Linked DNA regions of Homo sapiens: all the other regions are linked to region 1. The links are chromatin loops, found by intact Hi-C in ENCODE. Cell type or tissue: B cell. All regions are shown on one strand. Each heading gives the region's core, and the rest is flanking DNA. Links, peaks and the distances in the headings are about the cores only.

Region 1 (10,149 bases), core at 3,036-8,035:
AGTGTTATAAAGACAACAACAAAAAATGTGGGGATGGTTTGTAGTCAAATACGCTTTGGAAGTGTTGGGTTTAAAAGTTAAATAGGCTTCTGTATTTCATGACTTTCCAGACCTTTAATTACCTAATGTGCATTGTAACTCTCACAGGGAAACTTCTCTTAAATTCATTTGACCAAAGAATAGTACTTTTTGAAGACCATCTTAAGAGCATAATGTTCACTGAGGCTGGCTGTTTCAGACATTGACATGGGTGGGCACATGAGAGAAGGAACTCTTCCCTAAAATATTGTGTAAATGTGAATTTGCTCCCATTCTAAATAGGTTAAGGGTAATTCTGAAATAAATTGAACTTTAGAAATAAGAGTTGAGCTGTGAAATGGACTGACTGTGGAGTTACATGCATGTAGAATCCTGGGCACATATGACTTTGGAGGAAGAAAACTGATACAAATGGATGAAAAAAGAGTAAAGAAAATGAAAATATTTGAACAGGGATATGGGGCAGGGAGGAGTCACCTAGAGCATGCTTGTATGTGGAGAGTGGTCAATTAAGGACTTAGTCAATGAGGCTAGCACGGGTAGAGTGAGGAAAGACTCGGGAAATAGGAGCCGAGTCCATTCCAGGGGATGGCAGGCAGTTGTCAGTGTTTTAGATGTCCAGTGACTGAACCCCTTTCCTTTTGGGGAGGAATTCCTGAGCTGATAAGGCAGAGGCTTCTCTCATAGAAAAGCTGAATGTGGCAGACCTGTGTTTCCTCAGCCTGCTTTGCAGCGAATTTATGGGCACGTTAACCTGGGTTCCACCAGTCAGAATTGCCTTTCCTAGACTTTTAAAATGCTTTTTATTTAATTTAATTAATTAATTAATTAATTTTGAGACGGAATTTCACTCTTGTTGCCCAGGCTGGAGTGCAATGGTGTGATCTTGGCTCACCGCAATCTCCACCTCCTGAATTCAAGCGATTCTCATGCCTCAGCCTCCCACGTAGCTGGGATTACAGGCATGCGCCACCACGCCCAGCTAATTTTTTGTATTTTTAGTAGAGACGGGGTTTCTCCCTGTTGGCCAGGATGATCTCAATCTCCCAACCTCAGGTGATCTGCCCACCTCGGCCTCCCAAAGTACTGGGATTACAGGCGTGAGCCACTGTGCATGGCCCCTTTCCTAGACTTTGAAGCAGCGCTAAAAGAGGCACTATGGACAGACCTCCATTCTGATGAGGGCAAGACAGCAGTGACTCTATGCTTAGTTCCCAGAGGCAACAAGGACTGTGGTTCCATAGCCAGCATCCAGCATCCAGGGCCAACCACACACAGTACTTGGAGCTGGCCTGTGCCTGGTGTCAACTGCAGCAGCATCTTTCGTGGCCCAGCTCTGTGGCCTGATGTGGGGTATTGTTCTTGAGGGAGAGCCCTTGCACCTGGTTCTGCATCATTCTAGAAACTCCGAGCAGCCTATTTACTTTTGAGGACTTCCTTTTCATCTTAGACGAAGGAGTTCGTTCCCATTTCTTGCAGCTTAGAACACTTACAGACACAGTGGATAATGAAACCTCCCAATTCAGCTTCAGAGAGCTCCAGAAAGCATTTTCAATCTTGAGTTAAAATTCTAGGGCAGACTTTGGGATTTATGAAGGAAGGTCTGAGTGGCCTGAGAGTCAAGCTTCCCTGAGAACCATGGTGAGCCTGTTCGGGTAATAAAAGAAGTAAAGCAATTAATATTACTGCATGAGCACTCACAAAATGCCAGCTAGATGTTCTTATCTATATGTTTCTCATAACAATCTTGTGAAATAAACATGATTATCCTCATTTTGTAATAGGGGAGGCTGAGATACAGGAATTGTAATCAATTGTCCAAATAGTAGGTGTTGGAGCTGGCATTCCAACTAAGGTCTGTCTGACTCCAATTACTGGTACATCAGGCTGCCTCCCAGTGGTTTGGTCCACATGTGGGGGCACCTTCCATGTGTCAGACATGAGGATAATCGTGGCCCATACATGCCTTTGTGGAAGTTAAGATCTGCTGCAGGAGATACAAACTAATATGTTGCTACAAACTGTGAAGGAGAGGAATAATGGGACAATATAGTAGAGAAACCTGCCCTAGATATGAGTGTCTGTGAAAGGAATTGGTTTCTCTGAAGGGGTGCTCTTTGAGCTGAGTTTTGAGGGCTAAGAGAAAACTACTTTGGATGGGAGACAGAAGAGCTTTCCTAGCAGGGAGAACTAAGTACAAAATCAGACATACCCCATGCTTGGTTTGTACCCTGAGAACTCCCCCAAGTACAGCAAGCTGGCCTTGTGATTTAAATGGTCTCTGCTCTATTAAAGACAGATACAGAAGAGTAATGAAAGGAAAAGGCTAAGAGTTCCAAAGTCACAGAAGATGGAGGATAAACCTAGTTCTTGGGTAAAATGTTTCTGGAGCCACCTGTCTGCCCAACGTCTTATCCTATCTTGGGAAACGAGCCCCCTCCTGATTTCTGAATAAAGAATGAGAAATCGGCCGGGTGTGGTGGCTCACACCTGTAATCCCAGCACTTTGGAAGGCCAAGGTGAGTGGATCACCTGAGGTCAGGAATTTGAGACCAGCCTGGCCAACATGGAGAAACCCCGTCTCTACTAAAAATACAAAAATTAGCCAGGTGTGATGGTGTGCTTCTGTAATCCCAGCTACTTGGAGGCTGAGGCAGGAGACTTGCTTGAACCCAGGAGGCAAAGAGTGCAGTGAGCTGAGATCCTGCCACTGCACTCCAGCCTGGGTGGCAGAGCAAGACTCTGTCAAAACAAACAAACAAACAAACGAGAAATTGGGCTGACGACAGCCTCACAACAGTGTCAGACTTTTTGCTGGCTGCTGCAGGCATGTGGTTACCAGTGAGGGAAGAGGGGCGCAGCACACATGGAAGCCTGTCATCTATTTTATATGGGCTTAAGAGAGACTCAGGTGCACCAGACTGCTGGGTTCTATTTCTCTGGACACTGCCCTTTTTCTTTCTTGGTCTCCTTGGAGATGCTCCTCATCAAGGTATGTGTAGCAGGATGATGTTGTAAATATTATTCCTATTTTTATATAGAAATTTTAGGGGTAAAAATCCAAATATAAGGTCCAAATGTATGGTTTGAAAAGCCAACATCGCCGATTTTTGTCGATTAAAATCCCATGTGACATTAAGGTCAAGCTTTAAAGTCACCGCCTCCAGGAAGTCTTCCTTGATTATCCCAAATAGAAGTGATGTCTCATCCTGTGGACTTCCTGGTACTCTACAGGGCACCATTCTTGGGGCATAGAGCATGTCTGCTTTGTATGGTTGTTATTTGGGTCTATGTCTTCTTATCTTCTCAGCTCTAGTGAAAGTTTAATGAGTAGAGGCGCTATGTACCATATGGCATTGTAATGATCAAAGTGTTTTGTACATAGGAAATGCTTTCGGAAAAAAATTGCTAACAGAATGGCAGCTGAAAATCAATTTCTTGGCCAGGTACAGTGGCTCAAGCCTGTAGTCTCAGCAATTTGGGAGGCTGAAGCAGGAGGATTGCTTGAGCCCAGGAGTTCGAGACCAGCCTGGGCAACATGATGAAACCCCATCTCTACAACAAATACAAAAATTAGCAAAATTAATTGAGCATGGTAGTATGCACTTACAGTCCCAGCTACTCAGGAGGCTGAAGTGGGAGGATTCCTGGAGCCTGGGAGGCAGAGGTTGCAGTGAGCTGAGATCACACCACTGAGCTTCACACCACTGCGCTTCAGCCTGGGCAACAGAGCAAGACAGTGTCTCAAAAAAAAAAAAAAAAAAAGAAAGACAATTAACTTTTAGTAAAAGCCTTCTTTTTTCATGATCATTTGAATGCCTACCATATTTATTTATATTTAGAATATTGTTGTTATATTTTATTATTGAGGAGCTAAAACAAGCATTGAAAAGACAGGGCTTGGTACCTGTTATGGAGTGAATTGTATCTTCCCCCTCCAAATTCATGTATCCTAATCTCTGATACCGCAGAATGTGACTGCATTTGAAGAGAGTCTTTAAAGAGGTAATTATTGTTAAATGGGGTCACTGGAATTATCCCGCTAGGATTACCAACGTGACTGGTGTCTTCATAAGAAGAGAGTAGGACATAGACATGTACAGAGGGAAGAGCATGTGGAGACCCAGGGAGGAGGCGATGGCCACCTACAAGCCAAGGAGAGAGGCCTCAGAAGTAGCCCACTCCTTGATCTTGGCCTTCTAGCCTCCAGAATCGTGAGACAATAAACTCCTGTTGCTAGCCTCCCAGACTGTGATACTGTGTTATGGCAGCCCTGGCAAACTAATAGAGTACCTATGATTTTGTTTATTGTGTGGGATAATCAAGGAACTGAGCCCTTTATTAAAGACTTTAAATATGCCTCTACAGTATAATGTGAGATAGGAAATCTGGATTCAAATCCTGGTCCTGCTACTTGCTCACTGTGCAATCTCAGACAAGTCACTTAACCTCACTGAACTTTGATTTTCTCAGTTGTACACATGTGGAAAATGCTATATTTAACTTGTGGGGTTGTGGAAATAACTAAAAAAACAGCATAGAGGTGCCCTCTTCCCTCACCCTCCTGTGGTGGATACTCACAGAATGGAGGGAAGGACCCTGGTGTCCTGTTTCCCAGCTGAGCACATGGAATTCTCTGGTTGCAACTTGAACAGCAACCTGAGAGATGAAACGTGAGCTAGCCCAGCACCCCACAGTTTGAGGCAGGGCGATATGGGTGCTTGCTTCCGAGCGAGGGCATCTCTGGTCCTGGATGTCCATTTGTGAGTTTACAGGCAGGGCAATTTGCCCATTCCCCAGTCATTTTCACAGCAGCTGGTGTCATAAATTACCACAATCACAAGTCCTCTCAAAGCGGGGCATTCCTGACATGGAATGAAGACCTACAGCCCCAGAGCATCTGATGAGATTGGATTTGTCAATAAGGGCAGTAGCCAGGCCCACGGGTGTTTGAGTACAAACTCTGGGGTCAGCAGCTGGGGCCACACCTTGGGAAGCTGCCCACTTTACTTAGGTTGTTTGCAGTAAAGTAGCTTCCGCAGTGGTTCTGAGGAGGAGGCTCCCGGCGCTCTCCCTAGGCGACATTCTGCTCCATGCCTGGATCTGGGCGTCCCACCCTCTCCCTGGGGTGCTGACAGTCAGAAACCCAGGCGTGTCAGGAAGAGCTCAGAGTTGGGCAAGCTCTGAGAACCATTTCAGCTCAGTGAAAGAGGCCGGTTAAGTTTTTGGTTTCAGAGGAGATACTTTCAGGGGGGTGAGAGGAAAGGGAAGAGGCCAAGATGCAAGGTCTGGCTGCCATTGGTCAGGGTCAGCCTGGGCTGTGGTGTTAAGGGGGTTTCAGCAGCCACTGTTGTTTCTGTTGCTCTGGCAACCAGAGGAGAAATACACAACGCCCAGTGCAGGTGCACAAGTGTTGAGTGCAGGCCCATTTCCTCCAATCGGCCCCAGCCAGCCCAGAGGCAGCGACCTAGGGGCTCCTCCCAGGATGGCTAGCTGAAAGTTTTGGTGTGTGGAGGCTGAAATGTGGAAACTAAATTTGAAGGGCGTTGACTACAGGGGCTGTGGGCAGCACCTGGTGGCACCCTCCCTCTCACGCAGGAAAGCCGGGCCTGGGGCTTGGATGGGTCAACTGGATCTCCTGCCTGTCCCTAGTTGGTTTTCCTGCTTCCGGTGGCTGCAGCCCCAGCAGCTACATCCTGGATCCTATTGAGGAAGCTTGGTGCTAGGTCAGACCCGTGACTTGCAGCTCCACCCTGGAGCTCTGGTGCGAAGCTGTGGCTGCCTGGGAGGGTGTGAGGGTTCCCTTATTCTGGTGCCTCCCTTTGCTGAGCTTGCAGCGACCCCCGACCCCCAAGCCACTCTGCTAGGCTCTCCCTCTGTAAAGGTCTCTGATTAACAGCCCTGGGGACTGGTAGACACAGGTTCAGATCTCCGTCCCTGACTGATTGAACTTCTTTGAGATTCTGGTTTCCTTACCCATGAAGTGGAAGTAGTCAAACCCATCTCAAAGATTTGTGAGGAAGAAGTTTCTGTGAAAATACCTAAGGCAGCACCTGACACATAGTAGGTGCTAAATAAATGGGGTCTTTGCCTCTTGCGTAAGAGCCAGAATTCAAGAGGCCTTGATTTCTGATGCATTTGCACTCTCTAAGCTGACAGCTGGGCCTATTCCCTTGCCAGGAGTTTCAGGACCAAGGCCATCCCGCAAGCCCAGTCCATCAGCACTTCCTGAAGCTCTCTCTTCTCAGTATATCCAGAAACTCTCCACTCCCACCTCTCTCACTGCTACCTTATCCCAGCTCCATCACCTCTTACCTGGATTACTGCAGCTGCCTCCAAACTAGGCTCCCTGCTTCTGTCCCTGACTGCTCAAACTCTTCCTACTCAGCAGGCATCCTGCTATGCCAGTAGTCATCAGATGGTGCCTCTCCTCTGTTCAGAGCTTGCCAGAGTCTGCCTTTCTCATTCTGGGCCCCGCTTCTATTACCTCATTTCCCACCGCTTCCCTTTACTCTTTCTACTCCTGGCCTCTTTGCTGCTTCTTCAAAGTAAGAAGCATGCTCCCAAACAGGACATTTGCACGTGCTTTTTCCTCTCCCTGGGTGTCCACTCTGATGTCCTTATGGCTCATGCTCGCTTCCTTCAGCTTTCCACTCAGCCTTCCCCTTCTGAGCAAGGGCCTCCCTGACCACCCATCTAAAACATCACCCTCAATCCCCATCACTTCCTACCTCCCTGCTTGCTTTTTCTTCATATCCCCTATCATAACCTGAAATATACATTTATGTGTTTATTTTTGTCTTACTCTACCAAATGTAGGATTACCAACATTTCCTATCAAAGTGCAGGAAATGCGGTTTCTTCCTGTTGAGTCTTCACTGCCTAGCCAGTCTTCACCTGGCTCTTTCTTCCTGTTGAGTCTTCACTGCCTAGAACAGTGCTTGGCATACAGTAAACACTAAATGAATTTAAGTTGAATAAATGAATGAATGGATGGGATAGGGGAAAGAATATATATACATGTATCTACATATATTTAAATCTACATTAAGTGAAAGTGTTCATATATTTAGTTATACACATATATTTCTCTAGGGATATCTCCTTCGAAGAGAACATATGGAGATATATATATATATATAGATACACACACACACACACAAACACATATATCCTGAGTTGCTTCTGTCAGTACAGTACAGTCACTACTGTATTTGGGTGGCCTGTCCTAGCCCTTCTCTCAGATGATGATAACATTCTTGGGGCATTGGCTTGGGTGTAGGAGTTGGTTGGTGTGGGATCTGTGTAGACTCTTTGTGAGAGACCTGTGGAGAGCTGCATTTGTGTTTGTTGATGGTGGGTGACTGAGGTAGGCTTGTTGGGGGGAGGAATAAGGACATCGAGGCTATTGGAGGAGGCAGGAAGATGGAAGGGAAGTCATTGAAATAATCTTATGGCCATGGGTTTGAAATTAGTATCTGTCCATAGAGAGGTAAATCAGAGGCATCCAACGGGGAGGAGAATATCTCCAATCAGGAGGTGCTCACACAGTTTAGCGGCTTCCTGTCAGGTGCTCCCGGTGACACTCTGGGTCTTTTCTCCTCTCCCCCATAATTTTCTTTAAAACACAGTGTAAAGATAAGGGTAAGAATCACTTCAAGTAATGTGAGAAAACTGTAAGGAAAGAGGAAAAATGAAAATGCTGCCAATGGCAGGAAACGGCACATTTTAATCTTCTCAAACTAAATGGACTCCGCGTTGCATCTGGAATTGTGTGTGCTTGATAAACCTAATGTGGAAGCCCTTTGCTAAACATCTGACAAGAATCAGCCTCTCCATGAAATGTGAAAAGATGCCCCCACCCAGTTGTTAAGAGGCTGCATAAGAGAACAGAAAAAGTTTGCGCAGCTAACACAACACGGGGCTTGCCAAAATCATCCTGCCCTAATTCTCTTGTCAGCAGAGCCACTTTTCTGAAGAGCTAGCGACTCGTGACTTGGTTGCTGGATTCTGCCTGCCCTTCCTGCTGTGTATCCCCCACCCCACCCAGGACCCCTGAGCAGAGCACACCCTTTCTCTGTATTTTCACTTGTTGGGTATTCTTCAGGGCTTGAAGCCTCAGAAATTCCGTTGAGAACACAATGCTCTACGTTCAGGATGTGAACGGCTACAAATGTCGTATTGCTTATCTCGCTCTGTGCAACACCCAGCAGCTGCTGGCCTTTAACGAGGAGGCGGCACAGGGCTCAGGGAATCATCCTGTGTGTGCTTTGTTCTTGCATTTTGCAGCTGATTTAAGAGCAAGAAAGGAACAAACCCCATCTGATGTCTTTACTCCAGAGATCATCTCACATCCTTCCTAGGGCAGGAAGAGCAGGTGACTGGGACACCGGACATTTGGCAAGCTGGTGGCTTTCCTGCGTTGGCATGCTTTGCCGGGGTTTTCATGAAAAGACAATGACCTTTACAAAAAACAATGACCTTTGCAGAGATCTCGAAACCCTGGCAACTCAGCAGCAAACTCAGTTCCAAAAGCGTTCCTATTGCCTTTCCCAGCAGAGTTGAATAATTGGAAAGTAAAGAAGGACTTTTTAAAAATCACCAAAGTTTTTGGCAAATTTTAGGAGCTCTTTCCCCCACCCTGTAATTAAAGCAGAAGTAAACAGTAAAAGAATATCAAATTGCAGCTCGCTTCAGGAATAGATGCCCAAATAGAGCTGCTGCTTGTCCTAACCTGTGCTTTGAGACAGAAGGACAACCTCTCTGGGGAGCACTCCAATAGGTCCCCAGATCTGACACATCAAGATTAAGACATGAAGATTTGGAGCTGAGAGAGGAGAAAGGGTGAGTCATCTGGGCATTATCCAAAGAAAGAAAAAATGTCTTCCTCTTTCAAAGTTGCCTTCTCTGCACCATCCCTGAGCCCCTTCTGGTTGTTGGAGGTCATCTCCTGCATGGTACTACCTCACCTTGAAGGGGTTCTTAGGTCCAAGGCGATCAAAGCAGTCCTGCTCCCTGCTACACAGTGTGTGTGAATACTGTGTCAGACTGACTTGGTCTGTGTCTCATCCACTCATCAGCTGGTAACCCCAGACAAATTGCTGACCTTCTCTAACCTTCAGTTTTCTCAAGTCTACAAAGAGGGAACAATAGTATTTACCTTATAGGGCGGACATGGGACTTAAATGAAACAGTGTAAAGTTCTTGAGGCATAAGAACCACTCAAGCATTGATGTTACATGTATCAATAGTTAATTTCTTTTTACTGTTGTCCCATTGTATGTACATATCACGATTTGTTTATTCATTCACCTGTTGATGGATGTATGGATTGCTATTGCAAATAAAGCTGCTACTGTTTGTGTACAAGTCTGGTATAGATACATTTTCCCTTTTTTCTTTTTCTTTCTTTCTTTTTTTTTTTTTTTTTTTTTTTTTGAGGCAGAGTCTGGCTCTGTCGCCCAGGCTGGAGTGCAGTGGCACAATCTTGGCTCAATGTGACCTCTGCCTCCCAGGTTCAAGTGATTCTCCTGCCTCAGCCTCCCTAGTAGCTGGGATTACAGGTGCATGCCATCACATCCAGCTAATTTTTGTATTTTTAGTAGAGATGGGGTTTCTCCATGTTGGTCAGGTTGGTCTCGAACTCCTGACCTCATGATCCATCTGCCTTGGCCTCCCAAAGTGCTGGGATTACAGGCGTGAGCCACTGCACCTGGCCATTTTCCCTTTTTTCTTGGGTAAGTACTTAGGGATAGAATGGCTAGCTCAGATGGTAGCTGTATGTGTAACTTTTAAGGAAACTGTCAAACAATTTTCCAAAGTAGTCACATCATCTGGTGTTTCCATCAGTGGCTTATAAGAGTTCCAGTTCCTCCACATCCTTATCAGCACTTGGTGTGGTCAGTCTTTCTAATTTTATCCATTCACATATGCGAGTAGTGGTAGGTGATTCACATTTACTTTGGCTTGTAGTGAAGATATTTAGGTGAACATTCTGTGCAACTATATCATTCATTCATTGCACAGTGCACAGGCCTCAAAGCTCAAATATTATCTGAAGACAACCTGTTGTGAACTTAAATCTTTGATGGACAGTTGGATGCATCTGAC
Region 2 (10,149 bases), core at 3,419-8,418, 170 kb after region 1:
CTTTAAACTTATGTGAGAGGCCAGTGCTTTCTGGAAAATATGCATTTATGTTTTTCTTGTTATGCAACTCCACAGCCTTGCCTTGTTATTTTGTTTTGTCTGCTCCAGAAACATTTAATGGATTACTTGAGACTTCTCCTTTTCACTTTTACTTTTCTTTTGAATTTTACTTGTTAAATTCTGGGATTCCTAGCACTCTAGTGATTGCTCTGCAGGACAGACTTCCGGGACTTTCTACTCCAGGTGAAAACTGTATCTTTCACATTTGCACATAGAGAAGCTTGCCAAAACTATCCTCTAGAGAGAAGAAATTTAAGTCATATGTCATTTATTCCAAGGAACATATTCTATATGTTGCCAGTGGAATGATTTGTCTTTTTCCAGGGATAAAAACTAACCCAAAGGCATTCTGGCTTTATTTAAATCATTCACAAAAGGAGACATTTATTATGGTTGCTATAGTTCTGCACTATTGAGCAAAGTGCCTTGATGTTTATATGCCTGTGGGTCTAGTCCTACTATGAGCTTCCAGAAGGAACTGACCAAGTATAAGAATACTAGTAATATGAGAGTGCCTTATTACATTAGCTGTCTCCAAAATAAGGTTAAATTTGCAAAACATTCAAATGAAATGGCTATCACCTGGTTGTACCATGAGTTATTGAGTCTTAGTGGAAGATCACTAATTTATGACACTAAATTTTTCAGTACAGATGTGAACATTTTTCTGTATTTTAAAAAATCCTTTTTCCTGACAGAGCAGCAAAACCAATTTATTCATTCAACAAAAATATTTTAGGAAATTAGTTTGTGCCAGACAGGGAACTTTAGCATAAAAATGGAAGCTCTCTAAAAGGATTGAGGGGAAATTATAGAGCTGAAAACTACAATATTAGAAATGGAAAATTCATTCAATGTGTTTAACTACAATACTGAACACAACCTTTACTGATCCTGAAGAAAAGATCAGTAAATTTGAAGGCAGTTCAATAGAAATTATTTAAACTAAACCATAAAGAGAAAATGAATGAAGAAAAACAATAGAATGTTTTAGATGTGAGACACTGTTAGATGGTCTGATATACAGGAAACTGGTGTTAAAGAACAGGAAGGAATAAGGCAGAAGAAACATTTATAGAGATAATGGCTAAGATTTAATCCAAGGTTAATGAAAGACATTAATCCACAAATCAAAGATCAGACTCTCCTAAGAGTTTCCTATGCTACTTAGAATAAATTCCAAGATCATAGACTAAAAGTTGCTTTTGATTTGGCTGTGGTTTACCTCTGCAACCTCATTTTCCTGCATACTTTCCTCAGTGAATTCATTCCAACTCATCTTTCAGCTCTTCTTTTAGATATTTCCCTGGCTGGTGCCTCTGGATACTCAGATTTCAGTTCAAATGTCACCTTCTCTTGTCTGACTCTTACCTCTCTACTTGTCAACTCCAGCCCCATTCTCACCTCCCTTTTACTCTCTATTTAATTATTTTGGATTTTTTTCATAGCACATATAATTATTTGAATTTAATTTATGTTATGAATTCACTATTTTATTCTTCACTCATTAGAATGCAAGCTTCTTGAAAGCAGGGAATATGTATTTTTCATCATTGTGTAACATCAATTCTTAGAAAAGTGTCTGGCACATAGGTAGAAGGTCATCGTAGGGGTGTGTGTGTGTGTGCATGTGCGTGCACAGTTTCAGAAATTATTGGGGCCTGTCAAAATTCTGAATAGCTCAGCTCATATTTACTGATGCAGCTCACTCTTCCAGCTCATCTGCACTTCCTCCTTCTGATTCTCATGTTGGCAGGACAAGAGAACACAGAACATGATATTATCACAACATTTTTACCACAGCACACACTTAAGGTTAACCCATCCACAAAGATGCTTATGAAAATCAAACAGAAAAGAGAATAGGAAGCAGGGGGTGAGTGGTTTATTTCTTTTAGACCTGCTGCTTGAACTTACTTAGACTCCTCTTAGATCTGGAGCTGAATTTTTTGACATTCCTGGTCACTTTTTCTACTCAGAGCTGAGTTGGGGTCAAGAAAGGAAAAATAAACTAGTACTTAAATAAAATAGCATACATTTGAATAAGTCTCTTAATTTTTCTAGGTATTTTATCCTGCTAATTCTATTCCTACAGCATCTGTATAAAGAGATAAGCGGGCCAATCTAAAAGGATTTCTAATGAAGTTAGAAAACTGAGGTTCAGCGAGGCTAGGTGACTGTGTAAGTCTATTCTCACACTGCTATAAAGAACTACCTGAGACTGGGCAATTTATTAAAAAAAAAAAAGGTTTAATCGGCTCATGACTCCACAGGCTGTACAGGCTTCTGCTTCTTGAGAGGCCTCAGGAAACTTACAATCATGGTGAAGGCAAAGAGGAAACAAGTACATCTTCACATGGCCAACAGGAGACAGAATGACAGGGGAGGTGCTACACACTTTCAAACAACCAGATCTCATGAGAGCTGTATCTCAGCACTAGGGCAATGGTGCTAAACCATTGGACACCGCCCCCATGATCCAATCACCTCTCACCAGGCCCCACCTCCAATGCCAAGAATCACAATTCAACATGAGATTTGGGTGGGGACACAGAGCTAAACCATATCAGTGACTTTTCCAAGATCTCACAGAAAAAAAAGTCTGGGTTCCAGGTAGCCAAAGTTGTCTTCTAACATTTTCTGCCAATATTAATCTCACATTTTCAACCTCTAAGTCTTAGGTTACCTGCTAAGGATGTTTTCATAGATATGACAATTGAAAAATAGAAAATTATAGATTTCTGATGGGGAGAAATAAATAGCAAGAAATAGTCTTATCACAAGGTCAGAATTAAGACCTTAACACTCTCGAAATTCTTATTGCCCTTGTTTCTAATACAGGCACCATTTAAGCTTATTGTCTCGTTTTCTTCTAGAAACCAAATGCCAGATCATTATTCCTATCATTTCTTATATTCTGCTCATCAGATAGTTTAGTGTTTTTAACCAGAAGTTTGAAGACATAATATAGAAGAAATAAACTCCCAAGTACCCTATGAAAGGGGAAAATTAAACAAGTCATCTTGGTGAACTTCTTGCTTCAGATGCCATCTTACTGCTTTTGTTTGCAATCTTACTGTTGCCTTAATATCTCTGAAACTTAATCATTGTCATCATGAAACTACCATCCCTAATATGAAATTATTTCAGTTCTCCAGTTTTCTCCACCTAACAACTTTGTGTCTTTACCAAACTTCTCATTTTATAAAGTTTTCAACTATGGCTTCAAGGACTGATGACATGACTAGGATGTCTGGTACTGTCCCAGATTGTCCTCTAAGTTCAACCTAACATTTTTCCTGGGTAAAATTCAGCCAAATGCATTGTCTGATGAGAACAATGCTGTGCACCTGGAAAGGAGATAGTGCAAAGAGCCTCCAATTACAAACCAGCATAGGAAATAACTTATATACATGTAATATGAAGACGTTCATTTAAAAATTACTTAGTGAGAGCCTAATCCCTACTTGACCCCGGGCCAAATTCTAGAGACATAAACATAATAAAACACAGTCTCTACACTCAAGCTCATAGTGAGGAAGGCTACTGAAACTATCCACACCCTAGGAGTGGACGTTGTAGTTAGAGTATTTATGAAGTTCCTTTGTAATCTATGAAAATGCTAAGTAAATATGAAGACATTTTGAAACAACCACAAAACATTTGTAAAAAAAAAAACAACTTTATTATTCAAAAACGTATTTTCTGATCTTTTTTCCTTAATTTTACCTCCAAGGGGTTTCAGACTCCTGAGTTCCTCTTACCCAGTGGAAGAATGGCCAGCTCAGATGGTTGGGAACATATCAAACACTTTCTAGCATGTAATATCCACTCAACAATTTTTGTTGAATGAATGAAAGCAGGCAGAATTTGAATAATAAACTGAGATGGAATAGGGCATAGGAAGACAGGATATGGAAATGGAGTTTCATCGAGAGTAAATATACACAGCAGAGGTTTTCCTACTTTCTTGGGGTCATAATCCCCTGAGAAAAATCGAAACCAATTCCGATTGCTCCAAACATTTTATGTATCAAGCAGAGACTTTATGATATAGGACCTTGCCAACATTTCAGGACAGGTTAAACAAACAAACAACAACAACAACAACAAAAAACAAAACAAAAAACCACAACTTTTATGTCTGACTTTCTTTTAGGAAAGATACTTCTAATTTTTTCTTCCTTTTTTTTTTTAATTGTAGGATTTCAGATGCCTCATTCATCGGGCTCATTCAATATGCTCTTTTTGTTGTACAGGTTACATAGGCATCTCAGAGGAGATATTTAGTTGGATGAATAAATGGATCTAGAAAAATATCATCTTATTTTGACAAAGGAAGAAAGGTGAGAAAGGCAGGGAAGCTCAGGGAAACTGATGCTAAGAGGGGCCTCAAGAAAGGTGAGATTTACCATTCGTGGCCATACCAAGGAATTTAGTTACAGATAGATCCTTCTATGGGCACAGTAGCTGGCACCTCCACTAGAACAATTATAATCATTTCTGAGCATCAATCTCCTAAATTATAGAGATGCATAAAAAGATTAGATGAACTCAGTTTTCTAACTTCAGTAGAAATTCTTTAAAATTTGCTACTTATCTCTTCATATGGACGCCACAAGAATATAGCTAACAGAGATTAAATACTTGGAAAAATTAAAAGACCTATTCAAATGTATCCTATTTCATTTAAGTACTAGTTTGTTCTTCCTTTCTTGACTCCAAGTCAGCTCTCAGTAGAAAAAATGGTCTATGAGAAAAGAATGTCACAAAAATGTCAGCTCCAGATCTAAGAGGAGTCTGAATAAGTTCAAGCAGCAAGTCTAAAAGAAATTAACTCCTCATCCCCTGCTTCCTATTCCCTTTTCTGTTTTATTTTGACAGGCATCTGTGTGGATGGGGTACCTTAAGTTTGCTGTGGTAAAAATATTGTGATAATATCATGTTGTGTGTTCTCTTGCCCTGCTGTGATGGTTAATACTGAATGTCAACTTGATTGGATTGAAGAATGCAAAGTATTGATCCTGGGTGTGTCTACGAGGGTGTTGCCAAAGGAGATTAACATTTGAGTCAGTGGACTGGGGAAGGCAGACCCACCCTTAATCTGGTGGTCACAATCTAATCAGCTGCTGGCTAATTTTCTGTCTGGCTAAGCAGACAGAAAAACGTGAAAAGGCAAGACTGGCCTAGCCTCCCAGCCTACATCTTTCTCCCGTGCTGGATGCTTCCTGCCATCAAACACTGGACTCCAAGTTCTTCAGTTTTGAGACTGGGACTGGCCCTCCTTGCTCCTCAAGCTTGCAAATAGCCTATTGTGGGACCTTATGATCATGTTAGTTAATACTTAATAAACTCCCCTTTATATATATAATATCCTATTAGTTATGTCCCTCCAGGGAACCCTTACTAATACACCTGCCAACATAAGAACCAGAAGGAAGAAGTGCAGACGAGCTGGAAGAGTAAGGTGCATGAGTAAATATGAGCTGAGCTACTCAGAATTTTGACAGGACCAATAATTCCTGAAACCTTTGATGTCTGTTTTATACATACACACACACACACACACACACACACACACACACACACACACACTGACCTCCCACAGTGTGCCAGTTAAAACAATGAAATCCCAGAAGAGTTAACTTGACCGAGTCTGAGAAAGCATTACTAGATATCTAAGGACAAAGAAAGAACAAAACTATTTTTAAAAATCTGAAAATGTTAAAAGCTCCAAGAAAAGAGTTAAGATGTGTCTTAAGAATTCAAAAGCCCTCAAAGCTAGCAGATAATAAAGAGAAGAGTGAGTTGACAGTGACAACAAGGCAAATTCTGGCCTTGAATTGCAATCTTTAGGTTCCAGGCTTAGGACTCTCAGAAATTTCATAGCTCCTTGGTTTTGAAATAATGTAAACAATGGCCTAGAAAGACATTCCTGAGAAGTAGACTGGACTGCAGATAAGAAGCTGGACCCAAGGCTCAGGCTGGTGTTAAGACTGTGCAATCTACTTCTCTGTGAAACTTTCTTGGGGGTGAGAAGTTTAGAGTCAACAACTGGAAGAACTCTGTAGAGAGGCGTGGCCCAATTGCTGCTTCCTCTTTTCTCCTGGGGGCAAGTTTCATCAGTCTCAGAGCCCTGCTGTTTGTCATGGGAAATGGGGTGATGGCTGTAGTTCCTGTCTCAGTCTTATTGGTCGATCATACCCTGTCAGCGACCTAGGACATGGTAAGCACTCAAGCACACCATAATTATTTAATATTGATGCAGGGGCTGCCACGACTTAACAATATATTAATGACCAATATTTCATTACTGTGGGTTTGGGGACAGTCAGCCTTAATAGCAGGAGGCTAAACCAGAGTGACTAAAGAGCATCAGAGGATTTCGGATAGCACAGGCGGCAAAGGTCCATAGTGAGACAGCCACGGGGCAAAGGCAACTGGCTTTCTTTACTGAAGAACTACTTTGTGTCGGAGAACCTACTATAAGGAGTTATATTAGAGGTGAAGTTTCTCATGCATGGAGAGACTAGGAGTGATGGTTGACCCCAATATCTTTTTTTTTTTTTTAGAAACAGGGTCTTGCTCTGTGGCTCAGGCTAGAGTGCAGTGGCATAATCATAGCTCACTGTAGCCTCGAGCTCCTGGGCTGTAGGGATCCTCCTTCCTCAGCCTCCTGAGTAGTTGGAACTACAGGTGTGTGCTACTGCATCCAGCTAATTTTTAAAAACTTTTTTTGTAGAGACAGATTCTCACCCCCTTGCCCAGGCAAGTACAGAGATCCATGTACTGGCGCGGTGGCATAGTGGCTCATGCCTGTAATCCCAGCACTTTGAAAATCCTAGGTGGTAGGATTGCTTTAGCTCAGGAGTTCAAAATCAGCCTGGGCAACATAGCAAAAACATGTTTCTACAAAAAATATTTTAAAATGTAGCTGAGTGTAATGGTGCATGCCTCTGGTCCCAGCTACTCAGGAGACTGAGGCCAGAGGATCATCTGAGCCTAGGAGGTCAAAGCTGCAGTAAGCCATGATCACACCACTGCACTCCAGCTTGGAAGACAGAGCAAGACCCTGTCTCAGAAAAAAAAAAAAATGTTTAAAGAAGACAATTAATTTAGATATTTCAGGATTCCCACAAAATATCAGCAGCTAATAAAATCCTGTGCTAGGCCTTACCAAGACAAAATAACATTTAGCCCTATATTTGATGCCTCTCCCATAAAGTCTCAATTTTCTATTGCTATTTAAAAAAATGATGCCATGAAAATACAAAGCAGCTGAAATGAATTATGAGTCCTTTTCGGGGAGGAGAAGGGGGAAAATCTTTCCCCAGGGGCACATTTTTTAAAGTTCCTCTTTCTATTTGAAATGCTTCCTGACTTGAAGCCTTGCAAGAATTTCACAATTAGATGGGTGCAGGGAAGAACAGTTCTGCAGAGTAGCAGAACATTTCTTGCAAATTAAAAAATTATTTGGTTCTGTCGCTAACCTTATTCAAAACTCACTCAATGGTTTACAAAATGCCGGTTCCTCTTAGTTATTTCTTATCAGTGTTCTTATGCAGAGAAGTGTATAAAATACACTGTATAAAATTATGAATGCTAATTGCAAGATTTTCAGGTTCTTAATATTAACAAAGATACATCATAAGCCATCTTTGTTAATCAGCAAATTAAACCTATTACACCAAGTCGACTTCTAAGATTTGTCAAAGTATAATTATTTTTAAGTTAAAAACTTAACTCTCATAAAACATATAGTGAGCAGATGTCAAAGATTTATTTAACTCAACGAGAGAAGAAGCAGAATGACAAAGCTGGAATAAAGAAGAGTATGACAACCATCACGTGGATAGTCATTGGAAGTAATTCTGAAATAAGAGTGCAAAGTTAGACACCAAACTGGTTAATGTCCTACAGGGCAATAAAGCCATAACCATCGGGGTTACCCTTTTTTTTTCTGGACAGATGTCTTTAGCAATGTAACATTTTCTATGGGATAACATCAAACTTTACAGAGTCTGGGTCCTAATTAGTAAGACACACAATGTTACCTCCCCCTAGAATATCAGATGACTTTTGGGCAAGCAGATTAAAAGGTATGCATTCATCTTTTTTCTTTATTTTCAAGATTTGGATAACTCTTCTTAATGGATCTTAGAAAAACATGCAGAAAAACCCAGAATTCTCCAGGAAGAGTCCAGTGTTCCCATCTTTATTAATCTGGCTTAGCTGGCATTTGTATTGTCACGGGAGAGAGTCGGGATAAGGACAACATAAATAGGAAAGCTTGATCAAGAATTCCCTTACTTCACAGTTACTGCCTAAATGCAGATATTAATACTTAAAGTCAGCGGATGTGAAACTAAACAGCAAGCTGAGCCCAGCCCCTCTCACAGTTTGCTGCTGTCTCAGGTCTCCTGACATGACAGTGCTCACGTCATTTGCAGCCAGAGAAGCCCCAGCCTCACCCAGCACCCTCCTCAACCCAGTGCTTCTCCCATCCACTCATTTCCCCACCACCGGGGACCCAAGCAGCCTACTTCCTCTGAATTACCATGCTTATCCTCACTCATATTTTGGCTTTGTTTCACTGTTCCCCTGGATTTTATGGTTGCATTCATACTGCAGTATAACCAGTATAAATCAATACTTAATGATTTCGTATTTTTTCGCACACTTTTTGTGGACAAAGCCCAGTGACAGGTCTCTCTCATCTCTTTCTTTTTCAGTTCACACCAGCACCTGGCCTCATTGTCACAGATATATCCACAAGGGCTTAAATTCTTATAATCTGCTAATTCTTTCACAGTCTGTCTACGAGGCAGGGCACACCCGGACAACTTGAACTAGAGATCAGATATGAGTCTCTTTATGAGGAGCTTAAAATAAAATAGGATGGAGAAAAATAGAAAAACCAGAAACACTGCCCCACCTTTGTTTTTTTAAGCCACTGCTAAAGAGCCTGCATACAAGTTAAGCTTGTGAGACAAAGTTTAAACTCAAGATGTGTGCATTAGGGGGCAAGTAATTGGTACCCACTGGGTTGGGCCTTCTTGGAGTTGGTAGCTTTTCATACCCACTGGGAATGTCTTGTCCCTTTTTCACAGCCACCCAGATCTTATTTTCAAATTTTAAATCTCAGTTTCCTAAGAAGCTTCCAGTGGTTTTCCATCCCACAACCTCCTATAGCACTCATGGTAGGAATCAGTTGTCTGGTATTACACACATGCCATATGTTGCCAACATCCTCTAAGCTTGAAGCATGGCTCACAACTCCTAAGCAGGATAGCAGGGTTTGTACAGTCCTGGTTGCATCTTGTACTTCTTTATATATAAGAACCCTCATAGCTCTATATTGGAGCTCAATACAAATTGCTTATTTTTTTGAAGCTAGGCCTGAGTTGAGCTATTAGGAAAAGAAGGATGAGGTTTGGACAAGTGAGCAGAAAAATAATGAAGCAAAGGCATAGAGGTAGAGAGTGTCTGGAGGAGGTTAGGCGTGGCTGTGCAGAGTTGCAGTAGAGATCCACTTATCCTAGAAGGAGAGTCAGCCAGAATGTGAGAAAGGAGGAAGGGTAGCTTAAAAGGGATCTCAAGAGCTTGAGAGAAATGTCATACTCTGCTTTATAGCACCTACTAATGTGTTAATGAGCCCTTAGTCATGTTTAATGAATAAGCAAATAAGTGAGTGAATGAATTAATGAATAAAATATTTTTAAATCTCTCTCTCTCTGTCTCTCAGTTTTAATTCATTTCAACCTCGCTTTAGTCAATGCTATACTCTCCAAAATAGTGTGAGAGGCTTCATGGTTTTCTGTTAAATGATATAATAGACAAATTTCACCATATAAAATGGGATAAATATGCGGTTTTTAACCCATGCATTGATTTTTTTCTTTTGGTCTGACATTATTATGTATGTACAAAGTCCTTAGAAAATATTTCCTAAGCCCCTCAAACTATAAAGCTGGCAACGCAGCACCCAGGCTGACTTAAAATAGCAATCTGATTAATTATATTGCCTTGAAGCAAAGATGTGGCTAAAACACTGATTAGTTCCCTTTATTCCAAAAATCAGTTTAAAAT
Region 3 (10,149 bases), core at 2,198-7,197, 150 kb before region 1:
TATAAGTGGAATCATACAATATTTGTTCTTTTGTGTCTCAGTTATTTCACTTAGCATAATGCTTTCAAGGTTTATCTATAATATGGCATGCATCAAAATATTTCCTTCCTTTTAAAGACTGAATAAAATTCTAAAGCATGCATGCATATACCACATTTTGTTTATCCATTCATCCATTGATAGGCATTTGTGTTGTCTTCACACTTTGGCTGTCGTCAATAATGTTGTTATGAATGCTGGTGTACAAATATCTGTTCGAGTCCTTGATTTCAATTTTTGGGTATAAACCTAGAAATGGAATTGCACAATCATACAGCAATTATATGCGTAACTTTTTGAGGAACCATCATACTGTCTTCCATAGTGGGGCACCATTTTACATTCCTACCAGCAATTCACAAGGTCTCTAATTTTTCTACATTGTCACCAACATTTGTTTTCTTCTCTCTCTCTATCTTGTTCTTTCTCTCTCAGAACCTAGCGGGTGTGAAATGGTATCTGATTTGTATTTCCTGAATTATCAGTGATGTTGAGCATCTTTTTCTGTGCTTCTTGCTGATATGTATATCTTCTTTGGAGGATATGTATTCAAGTCGTTTGCCCTGTTCTAAATTATGGAGTTATTTTGGTTTGTTTGTTTGTTTGTTTGTTTGTTTGTTTATTGCTGTTGAGCTGTAGTAGTTCTTTATATATTCTGGATAGTAATCCTTTATCAGATATATGATTTACAAATATTCTCCACTTCTGAGGGGTGTTGTTTTTTTTTAATACGCTGCTTCACGTTGATTCACAGTATTTAAATCCATTTCTAAAATGAGGGGCAGTTAGGTTGTCTACTTAAGAAGTTAATTGTTTCTAAGGTTTAAAAAATAAACAGCATGGCCACAAACATTTTTGTGCATGTCTCTCTCTCACACACACATTTTTCTAGGGTAGAAAACTAGAAGTGGAATTGCTGGTGTCATAGAGCAGATTGGAAAATGATAATGTTTAACAGTGTAACCTAAACATGACTGAGGTGTATAAGCAGCAAAGAGCTTATTATTGGAACTATCACTAGTTACTTGGTTACACTATATGTCTCATTTCCACTAGATAAATTCTAAGGGCTACTGTTTTTATTGTAAAAAAATATTGTGATGATGAATGAGTTTGACTGTCTAGTGTCGTCATTTGATCACATGGCTGAATTTCTAGGAAACAGGCCTTCTAATGGATCATTGCCAGCTTTAGCCTTAAAACATTCTCAAATTGTTTTGTCAGTGAAACTATTACATTCTGGAGCCAAATTGGTTCCAGGCACCTGCAATGACAAATAGAAAGGTATTTTTAATTTTTAAAAATAGTTTTTCATTTTTAATTGGGAATCTGAATTAGGATTGAGAGAGATAGGTTGTTAGAGAAGCAGATATCCCAGAGGCTGTTATTAACTGAAATCAGTTAATGTCTTATTTCTCCAAAAACATATGTGGCAGAGCACTGCATGAAGAAGGACCTTATTCTTAGCCTCTAACACCCAAGTTATTGATCTAGAAGGGGAGCCAACACACTAGGCTGTCCTTTCACCTAGATGCTGGTGCTCAAACAAATAAGAACTGATCAACTATAGACGCACCTTTAGAACTGGCCTAGACCGTAAGTAGTCTGCAAGATCTGCTTTAAACTTAAGTGTTTTCACGTTAAAATGAACATCACACTTTCTAACATTCCTAAATCAGCCAAAGACAACCAAAATAAAACCACAAAAAACCTGTTCTATTTAAAACATAATTTTTAGGGAACACTTATACACTGTTGATGAGAATGTAAATTAGCTCCACTCCTATGGAAAATAGTATGGAGATTTCTGAAAGAACTGAAAATAGAACTGAATAGTAATTCAACTCAGCAATCCCATTACTAGGTACCTAGCCAAAGGAAAAGAAATCATTTCATCAAAAAGACACCTGCACTGTTATGTTTATCAAAGCACTATTCAAAATATCAAAGGCTTGGAATCAATGTAAGTGTTCACCAGTGGTGGATTGGATTTAAAAAATGTGGTACATAGACCAAGCGTGGTGGCTCATGCCTGTAATCCCAGTACTTCAGGAGGCTGAGGCAGACAGATCACTGAGGTCAGGAGTTTGAGACCAGCCTGCCCAACATGGTAAAACCCCGTCTCTTCTAAAATACAAAAATTAGCCAGGCATGGTGGTGGGCACCTATAATCCCAGCTACTCAGGAGGCTGAGGCAGGAAAATTGCTTGAACCCAGGAGGCTGAGGTTGCAGTAGCCGAGATCGTGCCACTGCACTCCAGCCTGGGTGACAGAGCAAGACTCGCTCTCAAAAAGAAAAAAAAGAGAAAAAAATGTGGTATATATACACCATGGAATACTATGCAGCCATAAAAAGAATGAAATCATGTCCTTTGCAGCAACATAGGTACAACTGGAGGACATTATCCTAAGTGAATTAATGCAGAAATAGAAAACCAAGTACTATGTGTTCTCACTAATAAGTGGGAGCTAAACAATGGGTGCACATGGACATAAAGAGGTAAACAATAGACACTGGGGACTCCAAAAGGGGAGAGGGAGGAAGGGGAGAAGGGCTGGAAAAACTACCTATTTGGTACTAGGTTTACTACTTGGGTTCACCAGAACCCAACCCCAGAACTATGCAATACACCTATGTAACAAACCTGTACATGGAACCCCCGAATCTATAATTTAAATAAAATATGATTTTTGATAATATTGGTATTGGCTTTTATAATTCCATGGACTTGATCAAATTTTTAAGATGACTGTTATGCTCTGGGTCAATTGCAACAGAGAGTATAGTTTTATAGAACAAAATCTTTAGAGTGGTAAACTAGATATTCAAAATCTAAGTCATTGAGGTTGTCAGAATAGGTCATTGCTCACCCTCCCACCAGTCAGGTTGAATACTTGTCATCCCAGAAGTAGACAAACCTGTCTTTGATGCAAAAGGCTCTGAGTAGACGTCTTAGTTTAAACCAGAGGGCTGTTATATTAGCAAGATCACTGATTTGAGCCAGAAGGCCTGGGATGAAGTTCTCATTCTATCACTCACTGCTTGGATAGTCTCAGACGAGTCTCTGAGCTTGTCTAAATTCTCAATTTCCTCATCTACCATAGGATGATGACAAAACCATAGTTACTTCAAAGGGCTGTTCTGAGAATTTAATGAAACGGTCCATATCACAGTTGTTGAGGAACTGTAAAATCTGTAAATTGTCACGTAAACAGTGATGGAATGAAGGCCCACACCCTGAGCAAGAGCGTGGTTAATAATGACAGCCACTGGCAGAGCCGGTGCAGGGACATTTAGTTAAAACAAAACTAAACAAACAAAAAACCCCAATAAACTTCAGACAGAGTACTCAGTGGGGTTTTCTATTCAGCCATTACCAGAGAACTTCCAATTTAATATGCAATAAAAGGTGCTTAACACGCAATTAATATTTCATCACCTTTAGTTTTGCCAGGGGAAGTTTTGACCCCAAATAGTTTTAATATTTGCATGCCACAAATTTAATATATATGTATTGTTTGCATATCAATTTTGCCAACTGTGATATAAATCATGGCCCTAACCTGAATAGATTGGTAAGGGTTTATAGTACAACGGAAGCTATGACCTTGGAAGAACAACCTGTCTCAATGATGGGGGTTATTTATTATCTTTTTTCTTTTGGCTTAAGTTTGTTTCAGTAAAACATTCAAGAATTTTGAGATAAAAGCAGTTAAGAATCCCCAACTGTTCATCATATGAAGCTCAGATGTTCTTGTGTCTTAGTTAAGAGCTACGCTCAGCTTATGAGTCAGAGCAGTTTGTATCTAAGCACAGATCTTCATCCTGACAAATAAACATAAATTGTATTAATCCTGGAAGTTATTCATTAGATATTGATATGATTAACACAAAGTTCCTTTGAAATGAACATTACATTCATCCTACGAAATATGACAAAGATAAACTGCTCAGCGGGATAGCTACTTTGGAGAAACCAATTTTGCCAACCATTCTTCCCCGCCCCTCACCCACCAGCAAAGCTCTATGATTCAAACAGGATTTCCTGTATGCTACCAGAAGCATCCATGACTTTTTTTTTTTCCTTCCAGTACTTCTAAAGTTCCCCATTTTGGCCTTTCAATCTCTTACCCACATTTTTTCCTGGGCCCCCATGTATGGTATCATGCAAGCTGTGCCTTCTGGAAGATTACCTGGCTGAAGGGAAGAGCACAGGCTGACATCTAGCCATGCACTCTTGCATGGGTTTGTGTGTGCTCAGAGGAAGTGGTGCCTTTTTCTAACTTGTACGAAGGTGCTGTATGGGCTGGAAGAGGCCCTGCCCTGTCTTCCTCAATGTCTTTCTTATTCCTTTATCCTTCACCTCCACTTTTCCATTATTTGGACTTCAAATCGCCTCATCACCACCCATCAACTGGTCCCCTTCCTGTAACCCTTCTTGCCCTCTGCCCCTCTCTAGCCACCCCATGGGCCATTCCAAAGGTCTCTCACCCTTGTGTTTCCAAAGAACCTCTCCTAACTTGAATATCTTTTATAGGACATATCCAAATGCATGTTTTTATAGTGTCATTTAAGGCACATGAGATAAAATAAACTTTATTGGTTTGTTGCAGTTTCCTGAGTATTGAAAAAAGGATGAAGACTAGGTTGGGTTGAAACAAAATTATTAAAAGCAAAACAAGAAATGAATGTTTGCTCAGCTGATCATTTCCTATTGAGGGTTCTCTGTGCAATGTGGTCTATGAAGAGTTCACTGTTCAGCTTTAAACAGATTGAAATGATCCGTGGGGGGAAATAACACTAAACCCAAGGACTGTGTGGAAGCGATGCTCAATGCCGGCCCCCAGGCTGCTGTGGAAAGGCCGGCTGTGCAGGCGTACGTGTTCAAGTTGAAGGAAGCCTTTGAAAGCTATCTTTTAAACAGAATGAATGTGAAAAGCTACTGGGGAGGAAGAAAAAGGCAGCACAGAACTGCCACTTGAGCGTTGCTTCCTGTCCATGTGGCTCTAGCTCTTTGCTGACAGTTATTCTTAGGCCTTCTTTGGCTTCAAAGATTTCCTCTTTTCTATTTTTGGTAGCAGAATATGGATTTAGATCTGCATAACCCCTCTTGACTACTAATCTGTGCCCTGAAGTGAGTAGGGCTGTTGTTTTCTGTAGCTATCAGTTCTCTTTCTTTTCAGCACCTCCAAATGATTTTTAATATTAAGGACACAGATTTATGGGAAGGAGTCGTTGAGTTTTCAAACTGATTTGTAGTCTCTTAATTTGCACATGCCTTTCTCCAGCAGGGGCATCTCAGAGATCATCTCAAGTAATGGGGCCTGACTTGTGTGATGAGTGAAAGAATCCAGGTTGGTAAAACAGATGGCCATCGAATGACCAAAAAGTAAGCAAGGAAGATTTGCATTGGAGTGACATGTAATTGATTAAGCACAATTCTATTTTGGAAAGAAATAATTGATGCCTGTGTCCTCCAAAATTAGCTTAATCTATACAAACTGCACCACAAAGCTACAAGCCACCCCAGACTGGAATGCTAAGGACCCAGGCCCTAGCAGAGGAAAACACACTGCCCAAAGCGAAGCGTTTGTAGGGTGTTTCATTTCGTGCCCTCTAATTCTATGTTTTAAATCACTTCTGTTTTTTCTGATCTCATGGCCTGACTTTACTGGACCATTAGTAACAATAACCTTTCACAGATTCTTTTTCATCCAGGTACCTTAATTTTTTTTTTTTTAAAGAAATACTAAACCCTTGAGTCCTCTCATAAAAAATATGGGGCCGCCTACTTGGCTGACTGCAGAACCAGGGATCAGGAATGCTGCCCACCCAGCTCAGCTGCCTTTGCCACGTGGTCTTAATCAGGGTCTCCCTCTGTGGCTTTAAAAGGGTGACAATCTTATTCTTGAGAAGGATTACTGTGGGAATGTATAAACTGAAGCATCAAGGCTTGTCCCATCTTCCCAAGACCACTCAGCCAATTTCTGTCTGCCATAGCATCTGGTTTGACCTTCACAATCCTCTACAAACCATGAGCCCATACTCCATGAATATTCCATGTGTGCCATATTTTATTTTATTTTTATTTTGCAACGAACAAAATGAACAGAAGCATATTGGGAGAGGAACTTTGAGGATTAATCTAGGCACTTTGCAAATGGATGATTGGCAAGAAGAAACTCAAACTAGGTCATATATTGGGTTTCCAACACTGGAAGGTATCTTTTAATATATTTTACATAACGGTTTTAAGCAGCAGGCTGCATTATCTGTTCAGTGTTGACAGTGAGCTAAAAAGCTGCATAATCGAGTGCAAAAGAAAGCCCCCCTAAGTCTTCTCCAGAGCATTTTGACCCTGCTGAATTTTTCAGAGGTTGTTTTAAATGTGTCCCAATGTCAGACTTGTTCAGAAAGAGAGCATTGTATCTCCCAAGAGAATGATAATTTGCTCTTTCTTTTTAAAGTGGAGCAAAATGCTAACTTTTAATAGACGATCTAGACTTTTCTGCACTGAAAAAGTCCTCCTTCAGAATTCCTATGCAAATATTCAAACTCCCGGGTTGGGAAAAGGTTAAAAGGAACTGAAAAAGTCTATAGTGGCTCTTTCTGAGATGCACTCCAACACTTGGCAGGATGAGGTGTTCATAGCAGGTGCTGGATTTGCTATAAATGGACAATTTATAAACAGAGCTGACAACTGGGAAAACAGAGCAGTGGGGAATGCTGGCATTCCAGGGGCCAGTGGTTGATTTCCTATCAGATGGTCCTCAGCATGGAATTATTGATAGCTGCTGCTCTGAAAGAAAGCCAGTTGGCTGACGCATAAAAGGGCTGTACCTCAATTCATGCATGATCTGCTGCTAGATATTTTAAATAGGTCAGTGCAAATTAGCTTCTTCAGGTTGGTACTTCCTTAATTAGCAATTTAATTGCAAAGTCTTTTCCTCCCTCCTCAACCTTGACTGAATTTAACACTCTTCCCTCCATGTAATGCCAGAGGAATGGGACCTGGGAGAAATCTAGCTTAATAAATAAATGAGGACCTTGAGGGAGTGGGGGAGGAATCAGAGCAGCCTTCAGTGACTAAAGCCAATACAGAACCTGGCTAAGACAAGTCATGTGTGAGCAAGGGCAGCATTTTTGGCCGTGTCCTGGGGCAGAAAGGAGCAGGGCCTTTGTGCATGGAGCCCAGGGGGAGAAACAGAAATGTGTGGCAAAGGCATCTCATTTCTCTTTTGCCGTTTGTCAGGAGCTGCCAGTACACTAAGACATTCCTGAGGTCCCTTCAGGAAGGTTCTGCTTTCAAAGTATTCCCATGGGTGCACTCTAATGATCACATTCAAAGTTCCCATGGGTGCACTCTAATGATCACATTCAAAGTTTCCATCGTTTTTATTTATTTTTGGACAAGTTTTTCCCCTATAGAGATGTTTGATGGTGGTCCCTGGATAGACGGCATTGGATAGCATTCCAATGTCTCTATCAACAGCCTTGAATCAGTGCAGAGTTCTGCCCAGAGCTAGTGGAGTGACCATACCTGTTTGTTCTAGCTGCATGAGTGGTTTTTCCAGGAGACATTTGTTTGGCTGGGACTCTATTTTTCTCCTGACCACACCCTATTGTTTTTCTCTTCAGAGGAACAGACTGAAGACCAGACTGATTCTGGAAGGACCTTTGACTTCCTTACAGGGAGTGAAAATTGCACGGGTCTGAAGACTAGGGTGTTGAATTAGGTGCACGTTCAGCACAAGGGATGGTCTAGGCATGAGGGCTGTTGGAGGCAAAAACACAGGGCTTTGAGGGAATCCAGAGCAGGGACTTCCGGGTGCCACATAAGGGCAAAACCCACCCAGAGTAGAGAGGGACCTAAGGCATTGAGGGGGTGGGGACTTTTTGGTGGGAAGTCATGTCTGTAAGTGCAAACTCCTAAGGACCTCTCTTTCCTATGGGAATCTCAGGTTCATTAGTTGTGGTGAGCTCTTTGATAAATATGTGACAAATCTTACTGAGCATCTATTATTTGCAAAGAACTACACTAGGTAGAGGAGATACAAGGAAGTATAAGGTACAGTTCTACCACCAGAAGTTTATGATGGGATTAGGGAGAGACACCATATTCTCATGAAAAGGTGCTAAGTTGGGAGAAACATGGCATGTTAAAGCCATAGACAACGAGGAAATGCTCTAGAAGTGCCCAGGAAGAGTGGCGGCAGGTGGACCAGGAATGGCTTGAAGGACAAGACCGGACTGGAGCTGGGCCTGGAAGGGTGGGAGAATTTCAGTAATTGGATATGTGAAAGAGAGACTATTCCAGGCAGGGGGAAGCTGGGCTGAAAGCCCTGGTGAGGAGCTGACCCCTGTGCTTCGGAGGAGAAAAAAGAAGGTCCTGGGAGGTAAGGCTGAGGGATCACGCAGATCCACAGATCTGATGGCCACACAGAGTGTAGAGTTCATTTTGCAGGATATCTCTGATCAGGGCAGGGAGATGAGGAAAGCAGTATCTGAAGAAGACAAAACAAGAGTGGCAGTCACTGCAGGAGGCCCTCATAGTCCAATCGCGAAGTGGCCAAGGCTTAGGTCTGAAAAGGTTTTTATTTAGAGCGTGGGGTGTGTTCTGCACCACTCTGCATGTACGGAGCCCTCCTTCCCCAGCCTCCCTCTTCCTCACCCACTGCCCTTGTTTACTCTAGAAGACAGGGCTAAGCCTCTACTCACTGGAGTTTCCCCACAAACACACAGAGCCAAAGCAAAACAAAGGCTGATTTAAAAAAAAAAAAAACTTCATTGCTTGACTCTTATTCACTCACTCTTGTATTCCCATTGGTGTCACCCTGATTTATTTGAGGCCTTACTGGACTATTTGGACTGTTGCTTATTTCCATAGCTAACTCGGAAGGCCATCTTTGAGCTCTGGAAGTGTCTGCTCAACTTGACAGAAGGCTAAGGCAGAGCCACAGCTCTGCGGTGGGTGGGGTCTGCCCTGGTGAGGGAGGGCTCACCTGCTGAGAGCTCTGACACTTTTCCCATTCTCTAATACCTCGACATACGACATACGGCCTGCAGACAAACAGCTTGGGTATCATCTGGAGCTAGTTTAAAACACAAAATCTCCACCCAGACCTACTAGATCAGGATCTGCATGTTATGCAAGATTCGGAGGGATTCATATGCATGTTAGAGTTTGAGAGGCACTGCTTTCAACCTAGCTGGATGGAAGAATCACCTGCAGAGCATTAAAAACATTCCCTGACATACTCCCTACTCCAGACAAGTTAAGCCAGAATCTGTAAGGGTGGAGCCCTGGCACTGGTGTTTTTTTTTTTTTTTTATACTTTAAGTTCTAGGGTACATGTGCACAACGTGCAGGTTTGATACATAGGTATACATGTGCCATGTTGGTTTGCTGCCCCCATCAACTCATCATTTACATTAGGTATTTCTCCTAATGCTATCCCTCCCCCAGCCCCCCACCGCCCAACAGGCCCTGGTGTGTGATGTTCCACCCACTGTGTCAAAGTGATCTCATTGTTCAATTCCCACTTATGAGTGAGAACATGCGGTGTTTGGTTTTCTGTCCTTGTGATAGTTTGCTGAGAATGATGGTTTCCAGTTTCATCCATGTCCCTGCAAAGAACATGAACTCATCCTTTTTTATGGCAGCATAGTATTCCATGGTGTATATGTGCCACATTTCCTTAATCCAGTCTATCATTGATGGACATTTGGGTTGGTTTCAAGTCTTTGCTATTGTGAATAATGCCACAATAAACATATGCATGCATGTGTCTTTATAGTAGCATGATTTGTAATCCTTTGGGTATATACCCAGTAATGGGATTGCTGGGTCAAATGGTAATTCTAGTTCTAGGTCCTTGAGGAATCACCACATTGTCTTCCACAATGGTTGAACTAGTTTATACTCCCACCAACCGTGTAAAAGCCTTCCTATTTCTCCACATCCTCTCCAACATCCGTTGTTTCCTGACTTTTTAATGATTGCCATTCTAACTGGCGTGAGATGGAATCACAAAATCATTGTGGTTTTGATTTGCATTTCTCTGATGACCAGTGATGATGAGCATTTTTTCACGTGTCTGTTGGCTGCA

The links. Hi-C counts contacts between places; a loop is a spot of excess contacts. Peaks named below come from ENCODE experiments on the same cell type or tissue, not always from the same donor. Only the 100,000 strongest peaks of a DNase experiment are listed, where the experiment ranks them.
Region 2: it touches region 1 in a loop (10-fold over the local background); 2 of 110 quality-filtered maps call a loop at or near these places.
Region 3: a loop joins it to region 1, with 4 times the contacts of the local background. A loop is called at or near these places in 2 of 110 quality-filtered maps.

The regions. Positions count from the first base shown.
Region 1 is chr5:56,584,359-56,594,507 of GRCh38, reverse strand. The region is part of intron 1 of C5orf67 (chromosome 5 putative open reading frame 67); the gene reads left to right. Among named protein-coding and RNA genes, the nearest start is that of C5orf67, 17 kb to the left of the region's middle. RefSeq lists enhancers at 5,239-5,498, 5,629-5,708. In B cell, for the core only: no CTCF peak of the experiment used is centred there; DNase peaks (open chromatin) are centred at 3,747, 4,177, 5,437 and 6,467; H3K4me3 peaks cover 1,711 bases; H3K27ac peaks cover 4,444 bases.
Region 2 is chr5:56,411,528-56,421,676 of GRCh38, reverse strand. No RefSeq gene overlaps it. Among named protein-coding and RNA genes, the nearest start is that of LINC01948, 65 kb to the left of the region's middle. RefSeq lists an enhancer at 6,293-6,342. In B cell, for the core only: no CTCF peak of the experiment used is centred there; DNase peaks (open chromatin) are centred at 6,156 and 7,406; H3K4me3 peaks cover 3,297 bases; H3K27ac peaks cover 5,000 bases.
Region 3 is chr5:56,731,225-56,741,373 of GRCh38, reverse strand. No RefSeq gene overlaps it. Among named protein-coding and RNA genes, the nearest start is that of MAP3K1, 79 kb to the left of the region's middle. RefSeq lists an enhancer at 4,740-4,789. In B cell, for the core only: no CTCF peak of the experiment used is centred there; DNase peaks (open chromatin) are centred at 3,173, 4,363, 4,963 and 7,033; H3K4me3 peaks cover 2,785 bases; H3K27ac peaks cover 4,776 bases.